7 separate regions of the Homo sapiens genome follow, and regions 1, 2, 3, 5, 6 and 7 are each linked to region 4. Evidence: chromatin contacts called from ENCODE Hi-C or POLR2A ChIA-PET data. All regions are on one chromosome and are shown on one strand. The core of a region is the stretch at or near the end of the contact, and the rest is flanking DNA. Distances in the headings are between cores, read along the strand shown. Region 1 holds the start of WDCP (WD repeat and coiled coil containing). Region 2 holds the start of SLC5A6 (solute carrier family 5 member 6). Region 3 holds the start of AGBL5 (AGBL carboxypeptidase 5). Region 4 holds the start of ASXL2 (ASXL transcriptional regulator 2). Region 5 holds the start of NCOA1 (nuclear receptor coactivator 1). Region 6 holds the start of OST4 (oligosaccharyltransferase complex subunit 4, non-catalytic). Region 7 holds the start of UBXN2A (UBX domain protein 2A).

The links. Hi-C counts contacts between places; a loop is a spot of excess contacts on that map. ChIA-PET counts read pairs that join two places held with the same protein, here RNA polymerase II (POLR2A). Pooled maps may share reads with other maps.
Region 1: a map of B cell shows a loop between it and region 4 (32-fold over the local background). The contact joins the promoter of WDCP here to the promoter of ASXL2 in region 4. A Hi-C loop is called at or near these places in 2 of 168 maps with a recorded cell type or tissue (B cell and CD8-positive, alpha-beta T cell) and 6 of 50 pooled maps.
Region 2: a map of CD4-positive, alpha-beta T cell shows a loop between it and region 4 (5-fold over the local background). The contact joins the promoter of SLC5A6 here to the promoter of ASXL2 in region 4. A Hi-C loop is called at or near these places in 1 of 168 maps with a recorded cell type or tissue (CD4-positive, alpha-beta T cell), 1 of 37 single-sample maps with no recorded cell type and 12 of 50 pooled maps. POLR2A ChIA-PET finds 5 or more read pairs at or near these places in 1 of 52 experiments (common myeloid progenitor, CD34-positive).
Region 3: a loop to region 4 is called in a map of naive thymus-derived CD4-positive, alpha-beta T cell, with 14 times the contacts of the local background. The contact joins the promoter of AGBL5 here to the promoter of ASXL2 in region 4. A Hi-C loop is called at or near these places in 1 of 168 maps with a recorded cell type or tissue (naive thymus-derived CD4-positive, alpha-beta T cell), 3 of 37 single-sample maps with no recorded cell type and 8 of 50 pooled maps.
Region 5: a loop to region 4 is called in a map of CD4-positive, alpha-beta T cell, with 4 times the contacts of the local background. The contact joins the promoter of NCOA1 here to the promoter of ASXL2 in region 4. A Hi-C loop is called at or near these places in 2 of 168 maps with a recorded cell type or tissue (CD4-positive, alpha-beta T cell and naive thymus-derived CD4-positive, alpha-beta T cell), 1 of 37 single-sample maps with no recorded cell type and 7 of 50 pooled maps.
Region 6: a loop to region 4 is called in a map of naive thymus-derived CD4-positive, alpha-beta T cell, with 10 times the contacts of the local background. The contact joins the promoter of OST4 here to the promoter of ASXL2 in region 4. A Hi-C loop is called at or near these places in 2 of 168 maps with a recorded cell type or tissue (B cell and naive thymus-derived CD4-positive, alpha-beta T cell) and 8 of 50 pooled maps.
Region 7: a loop to region 4 is called in a map of B cell, with 29 times the contacts of the local background. The contact joins the promoter of UBXN2A here to the promoter of ASXL2 in region 4. A Hi-C loop is called at or near these places in 1 of 168 maps with a recorded cell type or tissue (B cell), 1 of 37 single-sample maps with no recorded cell type and 9 of 50 pooled maps. POLR2A ChIA-PET finds 5 or more read pairs at or near these places in 1 of 52 experiments (OCI-LY7).

What each region holds. Positions count from the first base shown.
Region 1 is chr2:24,045,658-24,048,739 of GRCh38, forward strand. WDCP (WD repeat and coiled coil containing) reads right to left here and starts at 1,734. Exons shown (of 4, transcript NM_025203.3): 1 at 1,657-1,734. It also overlaps a transcript of FKBP1B not described here and the pseudogene RNU6-370P.
Region 2 is chr2:27,210,920-27,213,799 of GRCh38, forward strand. It overlaps SLC5A6 (solute carrier family 5 member 6), which reads right to left and starts at 1,349. Exons shown (of 17, transcript NM_021095.4): 1 at 1,101-1,349; 2 at 548-614. It overlaps ATRAID (all-trans retinoic acid induced differentiation factor), which reads left to right and starts at 1,122. Exons shown (of 7, transcript NM_001170795.4): 1 at 1,122-1,548; 2 at 2,258-2,379. The coding sequence starts at 1,450. RefSeq lists an enhancer at 1-3 and silencers at 786-1,105, 1,296-1,545.
Region 3 is chr2:27,050,327-27,053,458 of GRCh38, forward strand. It overlaps AGBL5 (AGBL carboxypeptidase 5), which reads left to right and starts at 1,342. Exons shown (of 15, transcript NM_021831.6): 1 at 1,342-1,467; 2 at 2,587-2,847; 3 at 3,076-3,132. The coding sequence starts at 2,633. TRY-GTA2-1 (tRNA-Tyr (anticodon GTA) 2-1) reads left to right here and starts at 456; the gene lies at 456-544. TRA-AGC8-1 (tRNA-Ala (anticodon AGC) 8-1) reads left to right here and starts at 888; the gene lies at 888-960. RefSeq lists enhancers at 93-382, 553-782, 1,097-1,596 and silencers at 635-929, 1,333-1,772, 1,793-1,842.
Region 4 is chr2:25,876,734-25,879,943 of GRCh38, forward strand. It overlaps ASXL2 (ASXL transcriptional regulator 2), which reads right to left and starts at 1,754. Exons shown (of 13, transcript NM_018263.6): 1 at 1,433-1,754. The coding sequence starts at 1,489. RefSeq lists an enhancer at 814-863 and a silencer at 1,774-1,933.
Region 5 is chr2:24,489,892-24,492,923 of GRCh38, forward strand. NCOA1 (nuclear receptor coactivator 1) reads left to right here and starts at 1,363. Exons shown (of 23, transcript NM_003743.5): 1 at 1,363-1,711. RefSeq lists silencers at 1,016-1,355, 1,333-1,491, 1,646-2,135.
Region 6 is chr2:27,070,062-27,073,308 of GRCh38, forward strand. It overlaps OST4 (oligosaccharyltransferase complex subunit 4, non-catalytic), which reads right to left and starts at 1,593. Exons shown (of 3, transcript NM_001134693.2): 1 at 1,540-1,593; 2 at 1,265-1,402; 3 at 411-660. The coding sequence starts at 1,401. The coding sequence ends at 1,288. It overlaps AGBL5 (AGBL carboxypeptidase 5), which reads left to right. Exons shown (of 15, transcript NM_021831.6): 15 at 31-557. The coding sequence ends at 202. RefSeq lists enhancers at 1,072-1,311, 2,742-2,801 and a silencer at 1,362-2,061.
Region 7 is chr2:23,938,715-23,941,794 of GRCh38, forward strand. UBXN2A (UBX domain protein 2A) reads left to right here and starts at 1,749. Exons shown (of 7, transcript NM_181713.4): 1 at 1,749-1,934. RefSeq lists silencers at 1,559-1,754, 1,616-1,715, 1,776-2,255 and an enhancer at 2,386-2,495.

The DNA.
Region 1 (3,082 bases), core at 484-2,983, 1.8 Mb before region 4:
GGGGAGGGGGAGGGAAGGAAGAAAGGAAAGGAAGGGCAGGCACAGTGGCTAACACCTGTAATCCCAGCACTTTGGGAGGCTGAGGTGGGAGGATCACTTGATGCCAGTATTTCAAGACCAGCCTAGGCAACACAGGGAGACCCCAATTCTACAGAAAAATTTTTAAAAATGAGGTGGGTGCTCACTTTGGCAGCACATATACTAAGACTGAAATGATACAGAGCGTAGCATGGCCCCTGCACAGGGATGACTTGCAAATTTGTGAAGCGTTCCATAAAAAAGGAAAATAAAAAATAATAAAAATAAAAATAAAAATTAGCTGGGTGCAGCGTCCCACACCTGCAGTCCTAGTTACTATGGAGGCTGAGAGGATTTGAGCTCAGGAGTTCAAGGTTACAGTAAGCTATGATCACACCACTGCATTCCAGCCTGGGTGACAGAGTGAGACCCTGTTGGGGAGGTGGGGGTGGGGGCAGTAGGGGAGGAACGTGTGTAGTATGTGACAAATTGAAATTAACATGTGCTTCATGTAAGATGTCTACATGGTACCAATGTACCTTAGGCAGTCAGAGGTAAGGATTTGGAAATCACTGACATAGGGTTAATCATTAAAGTCAAGGTAGTGGAGAACCTCACTGTATAAGATCAGAGGGCCAGGAGGACCAAGGTTTAAATGCTCTTCAGGCATTCCCCAACGCTACTGATTTTGCCTGAAACTAATTGTATACCTATTGTTTCACAATCTCCAGAGTATAAGTTTTTTGGAGAACATGAAATCAAGAACCCTGGGTGTTTTAGGAGGGAAAAGACCACTGTATTAGTTCAGGTCTCCGGAGAGGTGGTCAGAAAACTAAGAGCCGGTGCTCAGTATATAACCATTTAATTCTGTTTTTCATCTTCTTTAAAGACAACTCATGACGAGAATCAAGGGATTCAGGTGAACTGGCATTTCCAGCAGGTTTAAACAAAAGTACATCCCTCCCCCAACTTGTTTTCCAAGTTTATTGTATTTCCACTATAAAATGATTTCAAGTTCTTTACACTTATTTGGAAACAAAAATCATACACAAGAAAAAAATTAAGAAGAGTTAACGAAAAAACATTCATCCAAAGAAAATTATGACTAATCCCTCTAGACTCTTCTATGCATAGTTTGGCTGTCAAACTTTTTCAGTTATACTGTGCAACTTTGTATCACGGTTTTCATCTAACATTATATATTAGCATTTCCCTATGTTATTTAAAAGTTTAATAAATTAGTTTTAGAGGCCACTTCACATACACTCAGTGAAGTGACATAATGTACTGAACTGCTCCTAGCTGTACCCAACTTTATCCCGCTACCCGCTATAAATAAAGCTCGGACCGAGGTCTTAAGGCTTAAAGCATTTCCTGACTTTGGATGACTTCCTTGGGACATATTCCCAGGAGTGTTATTCACGAGTCACGGTCATAATCCCTCATTTACACCCACCCCTAGCTCGATCCTCATCCCGCGACCCCTCACACGCGGCCCGCCCCATTCTCCTCATCCTCTCTGCACGCCTGAATCTCCTCCTTCCCGCCCCCTACCCACCAAGAGCCGATCCACTTCCCTCCTGACCCCCTACAGCCTCCCCACACCCGCCAGGCCCGGCAGCAGTGGAGATGAAATACCTTAGGTCTCACTGCCTCACAAAAACACCAATCTCTCTGTGGCCGCCCAACATCACGCCGCCGCACATAAGAAGTTCTGGGCAGCCACCGGAAGCACCGGCCCTCAGTCCTCTGATAGGTGGGCGGTGATATCGGTCCTCTGATAGGTGGGTGGTCCTCTGATAGGATAGGCACGCTCCGAGATGGCCCCGTCTATTGGCTTTTGAATATGCACATTAGCAGAGGGTTCGTCCCACTGGCCAATAAGCTCTGGCTCTGCCGCACGGATCGCTGGGAGTGGTAGTCCCCGTAAAACCACCGACCGCAAGCCCGCCACATTTTCCCTCCCTTAAGCACTTGAGCTCTTTCCCCACTTCTCGTCGGTTCTCTTGTCTAAGGAGTCCAGGAGCCCTAGGATCACCACGGCTTTTTAACCTTCTTTAAAATCTGATAAAATCTCTCAGGAAAATGTTCTTATCTGTACACAAAATACTGTGCATTGAGCTGAAGCCGCTGCATGGGCCTGTCCCAGCTACAAATCCCTGTTCTACCCCGACCCTAAGCGTGCCTGCTCTGGCCGCAGCCTATGGATTTAGTGCGTCCCTTAGGCTTCTTCAGACCTATGAGGAATTCCAGGTCCTGACCCTCACAGTACAGTCGACAATCATCTTTCTTTAACAACACAGCCAGAACACCTTCAGGGATGCAGACAACCTCATCTGGGACCTAAGCATCCGGGAGAGTGGGGATGAGGAAATGGAGGAAGAACACCCTTGGGGCTCATTCTGGACCAGTTTGCCAGGCTTTTCTCCCCATGCCTATCTTCCAGTGCCACTCAGGAGAATCATATCTTCACATCAGTTTTTATGTTTTTCTTTTTCTTTTCTTTTCTTTTTTTAAAAATAAAGATGGCATGCCTGTAATCCCAGCACTTTGGGAGGCTGAGGCGGGCGGATAACCTGAGGTCGGGAGTTCGAGACCAGCCTGGCCAACATGGTGAAACCCTGTCTCTACTAAAAATTTAAAAATTAGCCGAACGCTGGTGTCTCACGCCTGTAATCCCAGCTACTTGGGAGACTGAGGCACGAGAATCGCTTGAACCTGGGAGGCGGAGGTTGCAGTGAGCCGAGATTGTGCCACTGCACTCCATCCTGGCGACAGAGTGAAGATTCTGTCTCAAAAAAAAAAAAAAAAAAAAGGAGAGAGAGAGAGACGGGATCTCGCTATGTTACCCAGGCTGGTCTTGAACTTCTAGGCTCAAGCAATCCTCCTGCCTCGGTCTCCTACAGTGTTGAGATTACAGGTGTGAGCCATTGTTCCAAAAATTGATATACTTGGCCTCACATCAATTTTTGGAACAATGCAGGTAATAATGAGGGGGAAAAAATTTTAAAAGTCCCAATTACCCTTTAAACAAATATTACCTCCTCCAAAAAATATTTTTCTA
Region 2 (2,880 bases), core at 99-2,598, 1.3 Mb after region 4:
AGGTTGAGGCAGGAGAATGGCGTGAACCCGCGAGGCGGAGCTTGCAGTGAGCCGAGATCGCGCCACTGCACTCCAGCCTGGGCGACAGAGCGAGACTCCGTCTCAAAATAAAAATAAAAATAAAAATAAAAACCTGAACTCACTTTGGTCACACACTGCAGTGGATCGCATTGACTCCTACAAAAGGCAATGAGACCACTGCAGGACTAACTGTTCCAAAAAGATTCCCTCAAAATCTGTCCTGGGGCCTATAATTCCTCAAGGTGTGAAAGGCTTTGGGGGCCCTCCTTAAAATGCTAATAGCTACTAACACCTTAGAAAATTTGCCAGCCAGCTAAACGTAAACCTTTCAGGAACTTCCAGGCAGACACCATGGGGGTAATGTGGAAGGGAAGCCTGGCTCGGCTACTCGAGATGATCACTTGGGTCGGCTTTAAGGAGCTTTCTGGCTGGCCCTAACCAACACTGTCGCGCCGGGAGCAGGGATCCCCTGGCGCCCTTCAGTCAGGGCGCTGGCCCACCCTGGGGCAGCAACGCACTCCCTTACCTCCGTGGTTCAGTCAGAGCTAGGAAGGTCCCTTTGTGCTTCCTGAGATCAACATCGCTCCCTTTTCCTGGGAAGGCAAAGAAAATGAGTTAGGGAAGCGTCTATCCCGCTCCTACCTCCTCGCCAGGCTCCGGGACGCTATGCGCTATCAGCATTGAGGTGAAGAGGACTAGGTGCCCGGGGCGATCCAGGCTCGTGTCCTCCCGCTGGAGTTTGAGGTTTGCCCTTCCCTCATCACCCTCACCCTCGTTCTTTCTCGGTTTCCCGCTTCCCTCTACGCGGCGGAGACCACCACCTTACCGCTCGCACTTAAGATCTCAGACCCACGCCGGAGGCCGGCTCGCTCCGCCCCTCCCCGCCCCCTTGTCCCCGCCCCGGCTCAGACGCCGCTCCCCGGTGCCTCTCGGCACCGGCTCACGCTCTCCAGGCCCACCTGCCCGGTCTCCACACGTGGGTAGCCAGAGCCCGGCCGAGAGCCCTGGCCGGGAGCCCGCGGGGGCCCCGCCCCCTGCCCGCCCCCTGCCCGCCCCGCTCGCCGTGCCGCCATGTTTACTGAGGGCGGATGGAGGGGCCCGAGTTTCTGCGAAGCCGCGACCTCGGCGTCCGGACGCGGGGAACACCGGGCTGAGGGAGTCTGCAGTCGGCTCCGGGAAGCCGCGCGGCGACGGGGGAGGCCTTCACTAAAGGGGAAAAGGAAGAGGGGGTCGGCCAGTATCCCCGAAAGAGGGCTAGGGCGCATGAAGACCAGCGCAGAGCTCCACGAGCAGGAAAAGCCCCCAAGCAGCCCCAGGGCGACTGGACCGGGCCGCTTAGGCCACGCCCGGGGAAGAGGGCCTGACGCGCTGCGGGGCGGGGCCGCGGGGCCGGGTCGCGCGAGCAGCGGAGCACCAAGGGAACGGAAAATGGCGCCTCACGACCCGGGTAGTCTTACGACCCTGGTGCCCTGGGCTGCCGCCCTGCTCCTCGCTCTGGGCGTGGAAAGGGCTCTGGCGCTACCCGAGGTACAGAAGCAAGTTTGAGGTCGGGCTGAAGCAGGGTCGCTGGCCAGCCGTGCGTCGCGCTCGCCAGCGGCTCCCCCTTCTCCTCGGCGGGCCTGCGGTTCTGATTTCGTCCCTGACGCTTCCCGACCCTGCCCAGCCAGGTCCTGTTCCCAAGTACTCACGTCGTGCAGGCCTTCGGCGCCCCAGTCCTGCCGACTTTCAAAGACCTGTGAAACTTGATTTCGCCCCTTAATTTTAGAATAACTTTAAGTTCTTTCTACAGACGGGTCCTCTGCCTCTTGTGTAATCTCTCTACGCACGAACGCCATATATCGTGCGGTGGTAGGGCTGTACTTTTGTAATGCTTGATGAGTTCTTTACGTACCTGCGGTCGTTTTACACCGCGCCAAACTAGGGCTGTCAGATTGAGAAGTCTCTGCAGAAAGCATAATAAATAAGTTCGAATAGTGATCTTCAGAGATGAGGACCTTCCCTGTGCGATATCTGGTACTGAAAGTGTCGGGAGCTGATTCGGCGCAGGACTCTGGAGGAAGAGATGGCATCTCCTAGCCTAGCCTGTTACAAGGGTGGGACACGAGCCGTTTATCCATTTATCGGCCCCGTGTTAGAGGAATTCTGGAAACGTGTACTGGCAGTTAATTCTTGATCGCCGTTTGTTCTTTTCTTGGCTTTTCTTTCTGGAGTTCTAATGTTTCTTTCTCTTCTGCAGATATGCACCCAATGTCCAGGGAGCGTGCAAAATTTGTCAAAAGTGGCCTTTTATTGTAAAACGACACGAGAGCTAATGCTGCATGCCCGTTGCTGCCTGAATCAGAAGGGCACCATCTTGGGGTGAGGGGAAGACATCCCTAGATGCTGGATACAGGCCATTCCTTAGCCTGGCTGCTTTTATACCCTTATATTATTTAAAGAATCCACCTATTATGGTTTCAGCTGTAATCATCACGCAGATGTCTACCAAAACTAGATCTCTTTAGTGTCTTTTTTAACCTTTCCACACTCCAGGTACATACGGGTACCTCTAGCTTCCTATTAAGCATTTCCTACTGAGTGCACCCTAACTTCAAACTCAAAATGTTATGTTTTGCTTCCATTCTCTTCTTTCCTTCATCTACCTAAATACTTCTCTGTATTAAGCTTTTAGAAAACCAACATTTTCCATTATCACTCTCTTGCTTTAATACTATATTTAGTATTAAATTTTGTCTCAGGACAAAATTCAAACCATTAAGTACCATACTAGTCCCAACCCACTTTTCCAACATTATTTCCAATTACTTGTCCGCTCAAACCTCCATAATGGTCTGCACCAGCCAGATTTGCCTGCCCTCA
Region 3 (3,132 bases), core at 92-2,591, 1.2 Mb after region 4:
TCGTTCGCGTCAGGAGAGCACGTCCGGAGAAGCCAAGGGAAATGTGGAGCAGGAGCAGCCAAAGTGGCCCATCGGCTCTCGAGCAGGGTTTGCGCGTCGCGGTCGCAAAGCCCCTGTGAGTGCAGGTACCGCGGCACAAGCGCTGCCCCGGAGCTCCAGGAGGCGGCGGCGGGCTCGGCGTTCGCGGTCCAGGAGAAACCACCGCGGGGTGTTGGGAACATTTTGTTAAAAAGCCGGGAAGCTCAGGGCCGGTGTGGCCTCCGTTCTGGCCTGAGAACCCGGACTTTGGGCAGCTTCTTTTCCTTGCCTTTGGGTCTCCGGCTTTCTCAGCTCTGTGAGGTCCCATGGGTCTCCTGCCCTGGCAGGTTCCTTCAGCTGGAGAAAGCGGGGGTCATGGCTGGATGAGGTTGCGGTAAGCATTAGAGGGCTATCAGCAGCATCTTATCGCAGCGGAGCCTTCGATAGCTCAGTTGGTAGAGCGGAGGACTGTAGTGGATAGGGCGTGGCAATCCTTAGGTCGCTGGTTCGATTCCGGCTCGAAGGACTTCGTCTGTAATTTTTAACCTCAATTTAATTCAATTATCCCATAAGGGGAAAGGCTTGGAGGCCTCCTGTGACTTAGCATTCGTACTGCCGTCAGTCCATAGGGAACACCGTAGTATGTAGTATACGGTAACGCTCTTTCTGCGTTCAATGTACATGTGGTAACGTGTTTTAGAATGTTTTCTGCTTAAGCACACGATTATATGCTTGATTTTTAGAATCTTGCACATGGATGCCACTGTATTGTACTCTGCTAAATAAATGTCCTGAACTGTGGTTGATCCACTGGTCAGTGAACAGTGCAGTGAACCTGTAAGGCAAAGGGAAAGAACTAAGCAGCAGGCGGGGGATTAGCTCAAATGGTAGAGCGCTCGCTTAGCATGCGAGAGGTAGCGGGATCGATGCCCGCATCCTCCACTCAGCTTTTGCGTCCGTCACACTACAGAACACAAAACGGGAGGGATTCCCGGCGCAGTGGGCTACGTGTTTCATTTTAGAGACACAAGACTGTTAAGCGATAAGGAGTTTCACACGATGTCTTTTTATTTCGCAGTTGAGTCCCAGTTTCTGCCGCTTTATCTTTCCCGCCTCCCGGCAGGCAGGCCGTTAACCGTCTTCCGGAAGACGCTGCTAGAACCCTCCGGCCGCTCCTGCCCGCCATCGTCCCCGAACGACACTCGCTCAGGTACCCACTAACGTGCGAGGAACCCTGAGAGCTGACCAATGGTAGCGAGCTTTACTGGGCGGGTCGCCAGCTGCAGCCACGGCCAATAGGCGAGAGACTTCTTGTTTCCTGGCAGAGCGGGGTCCCGGCACCGCGGCGCTCGGGTGTTTTTGGGGGCCCGGGTGGAGGGCCCGGGTGCCGGGGCCCAAGGTGCGGCCTCGCTAGCGGGAGAGGGAGCGGGATCACCGGCCCGGAGAGAGGTGAGGGGCTCTGCGCGGACTACGGGCCCCGCCAGCCCCGGCCCCGCCAGCCCCGGCCCCGCCCCCTTCTCTCAGCCCCTTGAGCCCGAGCCCCTCGAAGGCCACCCCGCACCCCGCTCCCGACCTGGCTTACGCGGTCCCGACCCCGCCCAGCTCCGTGGCCTCACCTCTGACTCCTAGGCCCTCCCTGCCTAATCCCCTGCCGCGGGAGCCCGTCTCGACCCCTTCCATGCCTCCCAGTCCCACCCTGCCCAGGGCAAGCCCGCTCGGTGTGACGGTTCCCCGCGAGTCGAGGGTGGAGAAGCCAGCCTCCTTCCCCCGAGTGGGACTCTAGCAGCCCACCTCTTTTAGGGGTGCTGAGAACACCCATTACTCATCCACAGCTACTAGGGTAGCTTTCTCAGGGTGCAGTGCTTACGGGGCGGAGGGGGATGGAAACAGACCCATGCCCTGGCTGGAAGGGAGCTCCAGTCGCTAGGTGAGCCCAGTAGCCTTTGGCTTGGCAGAGGCACCACTGTTATAGTTTTTCTCCATACTAGGCATAAGGTAGGAACAAAAAAGGAAGAACCAGCCCTTCCAGGGCTCAGGGGAGCAACACCAGAATGTCCGCTCAGTACTTGTGAGGACAGAGGCTGGAGAGAGGACTACCCATTTACACTCAGAACCTCGATTCCTCTCTCTGCTCTGTGCTGGAGAGTGCAGAGCCAGAGATCCAGAACGGCCCATCTCTAAAGGTGGCCATGTATGGTGGTGAGTGTATCTTGGCTAGGTTTGGAAAATCTGACCTCTCTGATTATATTCTCTAATCTTTGGGCTGCAAAGCAGCTGAGAGTTTAGTGTTTTTCAACATAGTTAAGCCACTGAGTTTTATTTGGGAACAGCCAAGCTAAAGTAAAATGGGGTCCCTTTAGGTCATTTACAACCCTTAGTGTTGGGGTACAGAATGCTGCTTTCTCTTGGCCTTTGCTGGAAGACCACTTCTATGTTTTCTAAGAGGGAGACAGCCTTTTGTTTCATAGGGCACTCCCTAAGAATAGCTCTTATTTATCAAGAGATACCCAGAAAACTCTTCGATTTGTCTTCCCTTTCCTCCTTAACCTAACCCTTGTTTTCCCCCAGCTCTCAGGGCCAGAGCGGGGCAGGAGGATGCTTTCCCAGCCCCACCATGGAGCTGCGCTGTGGGGGATTGCTGTTCAGTTCTCGCTTTGATTCAGGGAATCTAGCCCACGTGGAGAAGGTGGAATCTTTGTCCAGTGATGGGGAAGGGGTAGGAGGTGGGGCGTCAGCCCTGACCAGTGGCATTGCCTCTTCCCCTGACTATGAATTCAACGTGTGGACCCGACCAGACTGTGCTGAAACGGAATTTGAGAATGGGAACAGGTATATGGAACGAAATGGAGGGTGGAAAAAGGCTCCAAACCCATGCTTCAGTTAGCCCTCTGACTTATCTGTTCATACCCAGCATACTCCCTGTCCATTTCTGACCCATCGTCCCTCCTTTCTCCTTGCCAAATAGCCCTTTCCCAGTTTGGCTGGCTCCGGCTCTCCCACAGACCATATCTCCAACCCTTCCACACGTAATGACCTCTCTCTTACTCTGGTCCTCAGGTCATGGTTCTACTTCAGCGTCCGGGGAGGAATGCCAGGAAAACTCATCAAGATCAA
Region 4 (3,210 bases), core at 504-3,003:
ACTAGCACAGGAAGATATACAAAGACATATTGTAAGTGAAAACACCCAGTAAGTAAAATGTGCTATTATTTCTTAACTTTTTTACATTTCCAACTAAGAGAGATACAAATTGAAAACTCATCAACCTCCTAATGCATAAAGTTTACAAAACAAATGCACAAAGTTTAGAAACAAATGCACAAGACTGAATAAACAGTATGACCTAGATTTGGGGAAATAAAGAGACTAGACGGTAATATACCAAATGTTAGCAGATACAGCCGAGCGGTGAAATAAATGTGATTTTTTTTAAATGTTCTTCTTTATACTTTTTTATAATTTTCCAAATTTCCCCACAGTGAACATTACTTTTATATTTAAAAAACTCATTAAAAAATAAACCATATGGCATCTAATAAGGGTTCACTAAGAAGGGCTACGTTGTCGAAGTATTACCGGCATTAATCACCATTAAAGGGGTGAACACCTCTCACTTTCCACTATTAAAATGCTGCCGTTTAATGCCCTATTACTTTTCTGCTGCACCCTCAACGATGTATGAACTTCACTATCTCCTGCCATTTCATTTCTGCATACAACATGCTTTTAATTTTTTCTTCTTAAAATATGGTAAAAGTTCTCACTAATCCTCAATATTCCACTTTTTAAAATCTACCTCTAAATTTCGTCATAACACAATTAGGGGGAAAATTGTTTTGCCCACTAATTACAACTTCATTAGGGCACCATCCCTTTGGCTAGGGTAACGTGAAGGCCGGGTAAACTACACGTCCCACCATGCATTGCTGCCTTGTTCAGAGTAGGTCTCTACGGAAACAGGAAAAAAAAAAATTCTACAAGTCCCACCTGTTACTTCGTTTCTAAACACCTCCTGCACTTTCGGCTCCAACACCAAACAAAAACAAAAGCCTCGTGATCTCTCGTCTGCTCCGGGAGCCAGACAAACAGGGGGCCCGGGGTCACAGGCACGTCCGCTGTAACGGGTAAATTCTATCCAGCTCCAGCGCTCCCCTCTCCTTTCCGGGGCTGGATGCACGCACAAGCCTTCTCCTATCTGCATCCAATGGGGGCTCTCCAGCCGCACAAGGGAGAAGAACCGGTTACCGTGCAAGCACCACAGACTTCCCCGTGCCGGGGCGAGGGCTACCACAGAGCGGAGGTGATATCGGCTCGACCCCAAAAGACAGCCTCAAAACACTGAGAGGACTCGCCGCAGACGCCGAGGGACGCCACGGCCCCGCGGCTATCACGTTCCGCCGGGCGCCTCCATTCCCACAGGGATCGCAACCCCGACACTAACCGCCGCCCTCTCCGCGCGGTTTTGTGCCCCTTCAGCCGGGTCCCTGGGCCAGTGACCTCCCTTTCCCTGCGACTGGCGGGCGACAAGGGAACAAAATCCTCCCGGCCTTCCCCTTCGCTCCCTCCCCCTTACCGTCTTGGCGGCCTCCGCCCAGGTCCTGCCCTTCTTCCTACGTCCCTTTTCCCTCATGTCGGGTCTTGAACTGACTGGGAGGCTCCCGTGTCCGGGCTCCGGCCGCCCTCCCTGCCTGCTCTGCCCTGCGCTGCTTTTCCCGCGGTGCCGGGAAAGGTGGGAGAAAAGGGAAGTCAGACCGGGGGGGCACCCAAGCAGAGGAAGCGGCGGGGGTGGTGCGCGGGGGGGTCTATGGGGCGGCCGGTCCTCTTGCTGCCGTTGCCACTGCTACCGCCGCTGCCATATTGGGTTCTTACTGTACAGGCTGCCGCTACGGTCATGTGACCGCTCCCGCGCGGCCGTCACTACTGTACGCAGCCGGCCGCGCGAACGAGCGCGGGCGCGCCCCCGCCTCCCAAGCCCGGCCGCTGAGCTATCGAGCCGGCGGTCTGCGGTACCTCGCCACGCCCCCGCCCTTCCGGTCTCCGCCTCTCCGCAGGAGCATGCGCGCCAAGGAGGCCCCGGCAGTAGCTGTAGTCTGACGCCTGGCGCTCACACCTACAGCGAATATCTGCCTGCGGAAGCGGAACCTGTGCCATCCGGGAAAGCTTACTGAGCGGATCCCGCCTCTTGCGAGGCGCTGCACAGGCTGTGTAGACCTGGGGAGCTGAACTCTTCCCTCAGTGGGTGGCTCTGCCAACTATCACTTTAGATCAGCCCTGCGTTTGTGTTTTCTCATTTATTTGCATTTTTACAGAGGTTATCTTTTTGAAGATAGGCAACAATTCTCGTCTGCCTATTAACCCCATTCGATAGGCGAAGCAACTGAGATTGAGTGACTTGCCAAGCTCATAAGTCTGGGATGTAGAGAAACCAAAAATCAAATTGCCAGCTCAGAGCCCTTTCCATCTCCCCAGAATGCCTCAAACTTAGGTGACTTTGTTTTTAAGGCCACCAGTAACTGCATCCATGCTTTTACATGTGAAGCTACTCATCAATGACAGAAATGGTGTCTTCTTTATTTCGGTGAGCTCAGTCCCTAGCATAGTGCCTGTACATATCAGGCGCCCAGTAAATATTTGCTGAATGATTCACCTATTTCTGTGGTCAGAGACCATTATTTGTAGTATCCGTAACAGCTTTCTGAAAGATCCAGAATGTGGCATCTTCTCTTACATCATCTACACCTTGATACCTTGCAAAGTAAGAAGAATGTAGTAACAACTGCTGATCTCCCAAATCCACCTGCTTCCAGAAGCTGCTTCCAAACAATCCAGTAAACTTACTATAGTGTGAAATAGGACTGAGGATTGGATTGCCTCTTGGGAGGAAAGACAGGTGAGAGCAATACTTAAAGTTTATGGATGCGTTTCAGAAATTCATGGACTCCCTAAAATTATGAACTATATTTTGTGTGTTATATGTGAATTTTTTAAGAGGATTCATAACTTTTCCTCCATTTTTCAAAAAGGATCTGTTGTGCAAAAAAAAAAGAGAAAAAGATATTAAAGGGAGTTTGAGAGGCCATCTAGAAGTATCTAGATACTTCCTTATATTTCCGTTCAGTCATGGATCAAACAGCCTATTTCAGCAATTGATATGGATATATTTTCCCAAATGTCTTTGGTAATTCATAGCCTTATGCATTACACAGGTAGTATGTACCACCTCCCTCCAAAGCTTATGTCTGTAGTCTAAGAAGGCCTTCTCGCCAGGTGCGGTGGCTCACGCCTGTAATCCCAGCATTTTGGGAGGCTGAGGTGGTCAGATCACTTGAGGCCAAGAGTTCAAGACAAGCC
Region 5 (3,032 bases), core at 113-2,612, 1.4 Mb before region 4:
CGATAAGAATCAGGGGAATGAATATATAAATGAATGAATATATGAATGCATGTGGGGGTGTGGTCTAGCGATTACTTTATGAGCGTGACAAGGATAGGAAGAGGATGGTGAAAGCATACAGTAGTACCTGCCTGTGAAAGAAGCTGCCCGTCGACTCAGAGAGCTGCCACGGAGATTGGTGTTTTCAAGGCTGTCAGGTTCCCCAGTTGGGAGAAGGGTGGGAAGGGCTTAAGGATTTACAGAGATTGATTTAGGGGAGAACACACAGGAAGCGAAACAGCAGGAAACGCCGGGAGACAGCAGCAGCAGGACAGGATTGAGGAAGGGTAAGAGTGCGAAATGGGGTAAGAATAAAAGAAAGGAATGGACAGATGTATGCTTTACAAGGCACTTCCACGGCGAGTGACTCATTCATGCTTAGGACAACCCAGGGAGAGACATAGGTATATATTGCATTGCCAGCCTTTGGAATGCGGGATGCGGTCCAGATAAGGCCATCGCAGCTCAGAGAGGCTGTTCAGCCGCTGTTCGATTCCTCTGGTGACAAGAACACTCTACTTTTGGAAGTAGCACTTCTATTAGAGAAGTTAAAAAAAAAAAAAAAAGAAAAGGGAGATAAGAAGAAAGGTGTGGGCCCCTTGAGGGGAAAGATCTGTGAATGACAGACATTTTAGATAATTCATGGAATTGCAGAGCCAGAACGGGTCAGGCAGATCTTTTCATCTGTAAAACGAAGGGGGCAGACGATCTTCCTTTTCTCTTGTCTAATAGCCTGTGAAATCATCTAGGCAACCACCTCCCAATTTTACAGAATAAAAAACGAGGCCCGCGGGATATGTCTCGCTCAAAGTAACAGAACGCCCGAGTGGAGGGACAGGCCCGGAGCCGACTCCGCCCCGTCCGCAGGGCCTCTCGCCGCTCCGACACCTTCCCAGAAAGATAAAGAACAGCGGGAGGCGGCAGGCCCGGCGGCCTAGCTGCGAGCGCCCTGGTGTTCGAGGCCGCTTCCCGGCAGCAGTGGGAGGAACGCCCCGAGGGGAGGGCAGGAGAGGGGCGGGGAGGAGTTGAGACGGGCGGGGAAGAGTTCGGGCCTCCTTTCCCACACTTCGTTAGGACGCCGGCTGGGGCGGGCCGGCAGAGGGCGCGGGGCGGTTCCTCGCTCGGCGGGCCCGGCAGGCCCGGCGGGCTGGGGGCGCGCTGTCCCGGGCGCACTGTCGGAGCTCGCGGGCACCGGGTCGCGGCGGCCCGGGCGGCCGGAGCCGGCAGGGGAAGTGCGGCGGGCGGGCAGGCGGGCGGCCGGGAACGGGCGGGGCGGGGCGGGGCGCGAAGGGGGCGGTGCCGCGAGCGGGGGGCGGTGGCGGCGGCGGCGGTGGCGGCCGAGGAGGAGAACATGGCGGCCGCGGAGAGCGGCTGAAATGCCTGTTCTTCAGGCCGGGCGAGCGGGAGTCTGACGCGATTTGCTGAGCTCTGTCCTCCGACGGCTGCCTCGCGGCCTTGAGGGCCTCCGCCGCCTGTTCGCTGCTGCTCCCTCGAGCGGAGCCTGCGTCAGGTTCCCTCTGCATCCCCCTGCGGGGGGACCCCTGCTCCGGAGGAGGGGGCCGGAGAGCCGCGGCGCCGGGCCCGAGGAGCGGCGGAGGCCGGGGCGGCGCCGCCGCCACGGTCGCGGACGAGTGCGGCGCCGGTGAGCGGGGCCCAGAGGCGGCGGCGGCAGGTGAGTGGCGGGCTGCGGGTGCGGAGCCTCCCGGTGGGTGCAGCTGTCACGAGCCGCGCGGCCGCGGAGGCCCTAGGGGGCGGGGAGCAGCTGGCGCCCCTCCGCCCCCTGCTCTCCTTTCTCCCGCTCCATCCTCCTCCCACTTCCCCGAGTTCCCCTCGCGGCCCGGCGCGGCTGGAGGGGGCGGAGGTCGCAGCTGTCACGGGCACCAGCTGGGGGCTGCTCCCCGCCGGGGGAAATCGCTGCAGCAGCGACTTCTCTCCGCCTCTTTTCCAGTTGCCCTAGTTAGCGCGGAGAGGGCGAGCATCCGCGGAGGGGGTGCGAGCTGCGCGGCCGCCTGCCCGGCGTGGGGAGCGGGCGCCCCGGGCCGCCGCCGAGAGGGGGAGCCGGAAGTCGGCGCGGGCGCCCCTCGGCCCCGACGACGCCGTGACCTTGGCCGGCCCGCTCACCTCTCGGAATCTCGCCTGCCGGGACCGCGAAATGGGGGCGACCGCGGCGTCCCTCTCCGTCGGCGCAGCCCTCGACGGCGCTTGGGTTTGACCCCGGCGCGCTTGCTCGCCCCTTCTCCCGAGAAGGGGTTTCGGAGGTAGACATGGGATGGATACTGGACATGTTCCTGTCGCGGCCCGGGTTTGGTCCCCTTCCTGGGATTCAGCCGAAAGGGCCGAGGAAGGGAAGCAAACATGTTGACGAGGCGATTGGGAGGTGGGGTTGGTTAGTGGGCAGTGACAGAATTCGGGCCGCTCTCTAGTCCCTTGTAAAAGACCTGAAAAAATCGGACACCCAGGGTCTCCAGTCCTTACTACCCAGCTGTGGTGGCTGCTTTTTTATTTTATTTAAAAGCAGTTACCCCCATGGGTAGACACTGCCCAGTCTGACGACGTTAGAGGGAGACGGAGGGGTTGACAATACAGCCTGTGTGTGTGTGACAAGGACAGGCCACGGTGTTGTGTCCGGAGAGTTTCATGGGGAGGAAAACTTTAAGCTGGAGGATCTGTTAGCCTCTCATGCTTGGCCCTCCTCGTTTCTTGTAGAGGTGTTGAACAGGCAGGTGTCCTTGTGCAGAAGGTGACATTTTTTCTTCGGAGACGGTGAGTTTTTAATGTCGAGTGTGATGTTGGTGAGTAAAGGGTTCTTGAGTGAATTGCAGTCCCAGCACCCTCTGTGGATGCCAAGAGGAATCTCTGTGGCGATGATTTGTGAGGGCTGGTGCTTACATTTCAGTGATTAAGAAATCAAGTGTCTGCTTAAAACATTACTGCCGTGAAGCGTAGATTATATGATACAGTTGAGGGATGGATCTCAAGGGTTAAATTTGTTT
Region 6 (3,247 bases), core at 343-2,842, 1.2 Mb after region 4:
GCCCTGATTCCTCTCTCTTTTCTGTTGCAGGCTGCCTCAGGCCAGGCCCCCACGGCCCCGCTCTGCCCCTGCCTTTTCTCCTATATCCTGTAGTCTATCTGACTCCCCATCCTGGAATTGTTACAGCAGGGGTCCCTTGGGCCAACCTGAGGTTTGTTTTGTCCCTAAATCTCCCCCACTGACTGTTTCTCCCCGGGTCTGATAATGCCTTTATGTTCAAGCCCAGGATATAGCCCCAAGATGGGGTAACAGTGGGAAATATGCTAGTTCCCCTCCAGGCCGCTGATTCCATGTGACAGCCGTTAAGTCCTTGGAATGCCAGCCACGCTGTCCAAGGCATTACAGAGTATCACCTTGAGACAGAACAAAACAGGGACCTGCCACCCCTTCCCTCCCTCCGCAGCACAAGATTTTGGGACCACAAAAAAAAGTCTATATTTTTATATTGGGGGGAGGGAGTAGAAAAGCAAGCCCCTATACTGGGCCCTATTCAGTGGCAGCTTCTTGTTCCATAGGATTAAGGAAGACTCTGAGGAAATAAAAGTTGTTTGGAAAAATCCAGGTGTAGTTGCTTTGTATGTTGTGATGGGTAGAAGGGATGAAGTGAAGTGTGAAGGCCCCTCATACCCTCCATCTTGCCTCAGACTATGTCCTGGAACCCTAGAAAAGAGGGGGAAAGACCTGAGGTAAGGAAAATGCTGCAGCTTTCCTCTGGGGAATCCTTCAGGAAGTAACGCCCATCCATGTTCCCTTTATACTTGTGACCCACACTTAAGGCTGGCTCCAAAGCCCCCCCTTCCTTCTCTATAGTTTGGGTCAGCAGCCAACCCCTGGCCTCAGAACATGGAAACAGAATTCTACATCTGTCACCCCCCTCACCAAAAAAAATCTGCCCAAATAAGGCCTAAACAACCTGGGGAAAATGAGGGCTATTTAAGAGCCCAAATCCTCATACTTGGATGGTTCCCTCGGTACCTTCGTTCCTACCGGTGTCAGTGCCTCCTTACAACTATACTCCCAACTTGGGCATCTACCTACTGGAGACTGTGAGGGTTAGGCAACCCACTCCCATTCTAGCAGGGAACAGGTTACGGGGAGAGGACAGCGCGCTCTCTCTCTACTCTGTGCAGACAAAGGGGCCCAGTTCTGGACTGTATCATGCTTGGCCCGACACTTTCTGATTGTAAGTTTCGAACCCTGCTAGCCCTGGCGCGGCCTCGCCACTCAGCTCTGGGGACTGGGCGCTACAGCCCCGGGCCGTTACCTGGGGCGGAGAAAGCGCCACTTTCATTCCTGCTTCTTGGGATTGTTGACGGCCACGTAGTGATAGAGAACGACAAGCAAGAAGAGCGACACGCCCAGCATGTTGGCGAAGATGGCGAGCTGCACGTCCGTGATCATCCTGCGGAGAAGAGAGGGGCTGAGCTGCGGGCTGGCGCACTCCTCGCCCTCGCAAGAACCCGTCCTCGCCCCACGGGCCAGCCACGGCCACGGCCACGGCGGGGCTGGCCCGTGGGACGGCCCCTGCGTGCCTCTGACCTGACCAGTCCGGCTCGGCTCCGACGCCACCAGCGAACAAGCCCGAAGTCAGAGACCTGGACCGGAACTTCGTAGCGCCAGCTCAGGCCCGAACAAGCCGCTTCCGGCGGGGGGCGCGGTCGGGACGGCCTCTCTAGCCCCGCCGTCTCGTCGGCTCCGCGCGGCGCGTTACGGCCGCGGCTGGGGCGGGGCCTCGGGCGCGGCTGCGGTGGGAGGTCCAGCCGTAGGGGGTGGGGCGGGGCTGCGGACGCGCGCCTGGGCCCGGCACCGCACAGCTGGCTGCAGCTGGCGTGGCTCGGGACGCGGCTAGCGAAGCCGTGGTGGCCGCCTCCCCGGAGCCGAGGAGTGGGCTGGGGCGAGGGTGCAGCGGCGGGGCCGGCGGGATACTCCAACCCCCTTCCGGCCCCGGCCCTCAGTACTGCTGCCCACCCTTCGCTTCCCGGCCCGGCCCAACCAGGTGCTTCCTTTGGGTCCTGCCCTCAGTGCCCTCTCCCTGGCCCGGACGGCGGGGACAGGGGTAGGAGGCGTTGTAGAATGGGGACAGGGCTGGTGCTGCCGGGTGCTCCTTTCTCCGGCGCCATCCTTTGTGACCCACATGCAACCAAGTAGAACCATCCTGCCTTTTGTGATCTGACCAGGTTCTGTCTTAGCCGGGCTCCCTCCCTCCACCCTACCCCCCGGAGGTGGGCGTCGGAAATAGGGCGGACCCTCCCGGAATCAAAACCCAAACCGTGGGACTTCGGCCAAGTGGGAAATCACCCCCCGGATGTGGGGGAGGGAGAAGGGGAGGAATGGAGAAGAGGAGGAAGGGCTGGGACAAGCAAGAGGGGTCCTGGGTTCAGGACAGATTAGGTCGCCGAAGAGAACGAAGAGCGGTGGCTGCGGGTAGCCGAGGGTCTCTGGCGAGGGGAGAGGCACCCTGGAACTCTCCAAGCCTCTGCCCAAGCCAGAGCTTTCTCCCCCCTCACTCCATGCTTTCTCTCAGCTTCACCATAAAAGGGAACGGCACTGAGCCAGGCCGGGGCCGGGGGCTGGGCTGTTGCTCTGGAGCTGTCAGGGGTAATGGAAGCCAGTTGCTTTGCGGTAGAGGGGGGCCAGGGCTCAGGGGAGGCCTCTGCTTCTCGGAGCCAAAGAAAACTCTACAGGAGATGCTATGGGCTTGGGACAGGGGACCAGTTTCCCGCCTGTGTGCACTGAGCTGGGGATGCACTATCCCAAAGTAGCCTTCCCGGGCCTGGGACCATCAACAGCTTGTCACCCAAGGGCTTCAGCCCCGTGGCTTCTAAACATAATCCCTGCCTTTAGTAGTCTGTAGTTCCCGTGGCCTCCCCGCACCTCACCACCAGCCCCCACTCAATATTTCCCAGAAGCTTGATATTTAGAAAGCCGAGTCCCCTCCACACAACACTGGTGAAACCCCAGACAGGTACTCCCTTATGCATCCCTCAGTAAGCGGTCTGTTTCCAGCTCCTCTCTGGGAGAGTAAGGGTCTAGGTCTTAAGGATTACACGTCATTATGCTTCATGTCTCCTGGAAATTTGAAGCAGATCCAAGTCCAACCAAACACTTAGGTCTACTGTTGAATCAGAACTAGCCCTCCCTTTTAAAAATAAGCTCTACCTTTAGGCCAGCCCTGGAAGTTAAACTTTCTAGACTGAAAATGACAGGAAAGCAAGCCTTGAAAGTGCTTAAAACCAATTGACCCAGG
Region 7 (3,080 bases), core at 499-2,998, 1.9 Mb before region 4:
ACAGTAATCAAAATAGTATGGTACTAGCATAAAGATAAGATACATAATCAATGGAATAGAATTGAGAGTACAGAAATAAATTTATACATCCATGGTCAATTGATTTTTGACAAGGGAAGAATCCTCTCTTCATTAAATGGTGCTGGGACCAAAAAATCGGAAGAGCTCTCACAGAATGGTCAAAGAAAAGTCTCTTTGCCTAATGGGATCAATTTAACTCCTTATTGTGCTTCAACAGACACGGTCTCATGAGCAGTGAGATTTGAACTCACCACAGGCTCCCAAAATCACTGAACAGGAGATGAGGGAGGTGGTGGTGGGGGGAACGGCATGGGCCTGTAGGTGAGGATCAATCTCAATCTGAGTCCCCGCACTAAAGACTTACAAATAAATCCCGATTTAGGCAAACCGAGACTTTATTCGGAAAGGATTATTGCAACAGGGGGGAAAAGGACTATTGCAATAAGGGTGGAGAACTATTGCAATAGGAAGAAGGACTGTTGCAATTGGGAGAATGCTGGACTATAAAATAAAAAACAAATCTGGATATACGTAAGGAGAGAGTTCAGTGGAAGAGATCCAAGAAAAGGGAAAGAAACTATTGCAACTGAGAGTGGGGATTGGGGGAGGCTACAGCAACCGGGAGAACTCTCCAACCATGAGATCTGCAGCGATCTCCTGGGTCAGGCAGAAAAGGGCTTTCCTTTTACAGAGATGAGTGAACAGGGCTAGAAAGACCCGGGTGTGGGGAAGTGGGGAGAAGACTGGAGGTGGCAGCGATGAGACTATACAGAGACTGTTTCCCTGGGGTCCGTCTATTTTCAGGCGGTGGATGAGGAGGGCTGCTCGCTGGCTGCGGCTGAGGCTCGGTCACCGTGTAGAGAGGCCCAGGGAGAGCTGCTTCACTCAAGTCCTGTCAAGTCAAGGCAGCCGGGATTTGTCCACATCGTGAGTACAGGCAGGTCAGCTAACTATTTGCGAGGCGAAGAACTGGAATTTAGAGGGTCTGGGCCTGACCTTGTCACAGCTAACGACGGGGGCATCCTTGAGTCCTGACAAAGTCACATGCGGAAGGGCGGTTGCGTGTAGTAAGTCCTTTTAGGAACACAAAGGGGCCGGGCGCGGTGGCTCACGCCTGTAATCCCAGCACATTGGGAGACCAAGGCGGGCGGATCACCTGAGGTCAGGAGTTCAAGACCAGCCTGGCCAACATGGTGAAACCCCGTCTCTACTAAAAATACAAAAATTAGCCGGGCGTGCTGGCAGGCGCCTGTAATCCCAGCTACTCCGGAGGCTGAGGCAGGAGAATCGCTCGAATCCGGGAGGCGGAGGTTGCGGTGAGCCAAGATCGCGCCATTGTATTCCAACCTGGGGGACAAGAGCGAGATTTAGTCTCAAAAAAAAAAAAAAAAAAAGGTGGGTGGGGGTTTCTTCAACTTCGTTGTCCACAGGGCTCAGGTCAAGTTCAACATTGTCAGAATGCAGGGATGTCTCTCCATGGTTTCTGAGGCTGAGGAGGTACCCAGGTAAGCACACTCTGGGTTCTCTGGTGAGCACACACCGAGCTGCCTGCATCTCCCCTACCCATGAAGGCAGCTAGCCGCCGGGCCAGTGGTGGGAAGGGGAGGCGGCCATTAGCGCCGTTCCCGCCGGGACTTGAAGCGCCCGGCCGCGGCAAGCCCCGCCCTCGGCGCGCCCCCGCGTCCGCGCGCGCTCCTCGGGTCTGCGCGGAGCCGGCGTCGGCGCGCGCTTGGGCGCCTGGCGAAGACCGAGAGAGGCTGGCGGGATCTCAGCGGCGCGGCCGCGGAACCTGAGGCGGTCTGGGGCGGCGGCGCTCCGGCTCTGAAGGGCTCCAGCCAAACGGAGCCCGCGGCCAAACGGTGCCTGCGGTGCCTGAGCTGAGTGAGGCCGAGGCCGGGAGGCCGTGCCCGGAGGTGAGCGTCCCGGGGCCGCGCCGCGTCCGGCGGGGTGAGGGCGGGGCGGGGCGGTCGCCTGCCGGCTGGGGCCGAGGGGTCGCGGCCTGTGGCTTGGCCGCCGCGGATCGTCGGTGTCGGGGGGAGTCTCGCTCCGGAGGGCCGCGTGTTTGCGACTCGGGAAGGGGCGCCGGCGGCGGAGCCCGAGCCAGGGTCCCGCCCAGCCCAGGTGAGCGGCGACCCCGAGCCCCTGACTCGCCTGCGGCTTGACTTGCGAGCTAGCTGAAGGCACAGCTCCTGGTTCTCTCGCAGGGCGTTCCGAAACTTACAGTTATGCGCAACACAATGTTTCTATTTTCAAAGGCGAACGCTGCACGATCGCAGTCCAGTGATACAAAGTATGCCTATTAGTGACTTCACCCGACTCCCACCACTCACTTTCTCTGATGTTTTGAAGGCCTGGTGTTCGCTGATTTCACGTTTCCTTAATTTCTTCTTTGTGCCTTTTTTTTTTCCTTTTCGCTGCCAGTAATAAAAGAGTTTATTACTTGTCAGCAATGATGAATGTTCGTGTGGCATCCAGCGTTGAGTTCCTATGTACGTAATTTGAGATAAGTAAAGATAGGAAACTGCTGATTTGTTTTGATGCGAATGCAGAAAATAATGTGGTAGTATGAAGTCTGGCCGGTTGCAGTTTGTTTTTAGGGGGGAAACTTTAAAAGTTCATGTTGTGTCTTCTTTCTAAATATGCTGAAAGTCGGATTTATTTAAAAGGCAATTAAATTCAGTGAATACAGAGTATCTTTTTATAACACTAATGTTAGTGCTAGGCACTGGCGGAGTCCAAAAATGTGTAAAAAATGTGTGCAGGAGGGAGTGGTTAAGCACACTAATGATATGAGGCTGACTGCAGTCCAGTGTTAATGGAAGCTCACACTTACTGAGCAGTTGTTTTCAGCTGGGCACTGTGGAGGGTACTTTACTTGCATTTTAATTTAATAATGTATAATAATTAGCATACACTTGATTTAATTTTTTTCATTCAAAAAAATTTTAGTACCTACTGTGTACTGAATGCTAAGGATACAATAGTGACAATTACAGACTCTGCCTTTAGACTCTACAGTGTCATTGGGCAAAACAGATATTAAGCAAATAATCAGGGCC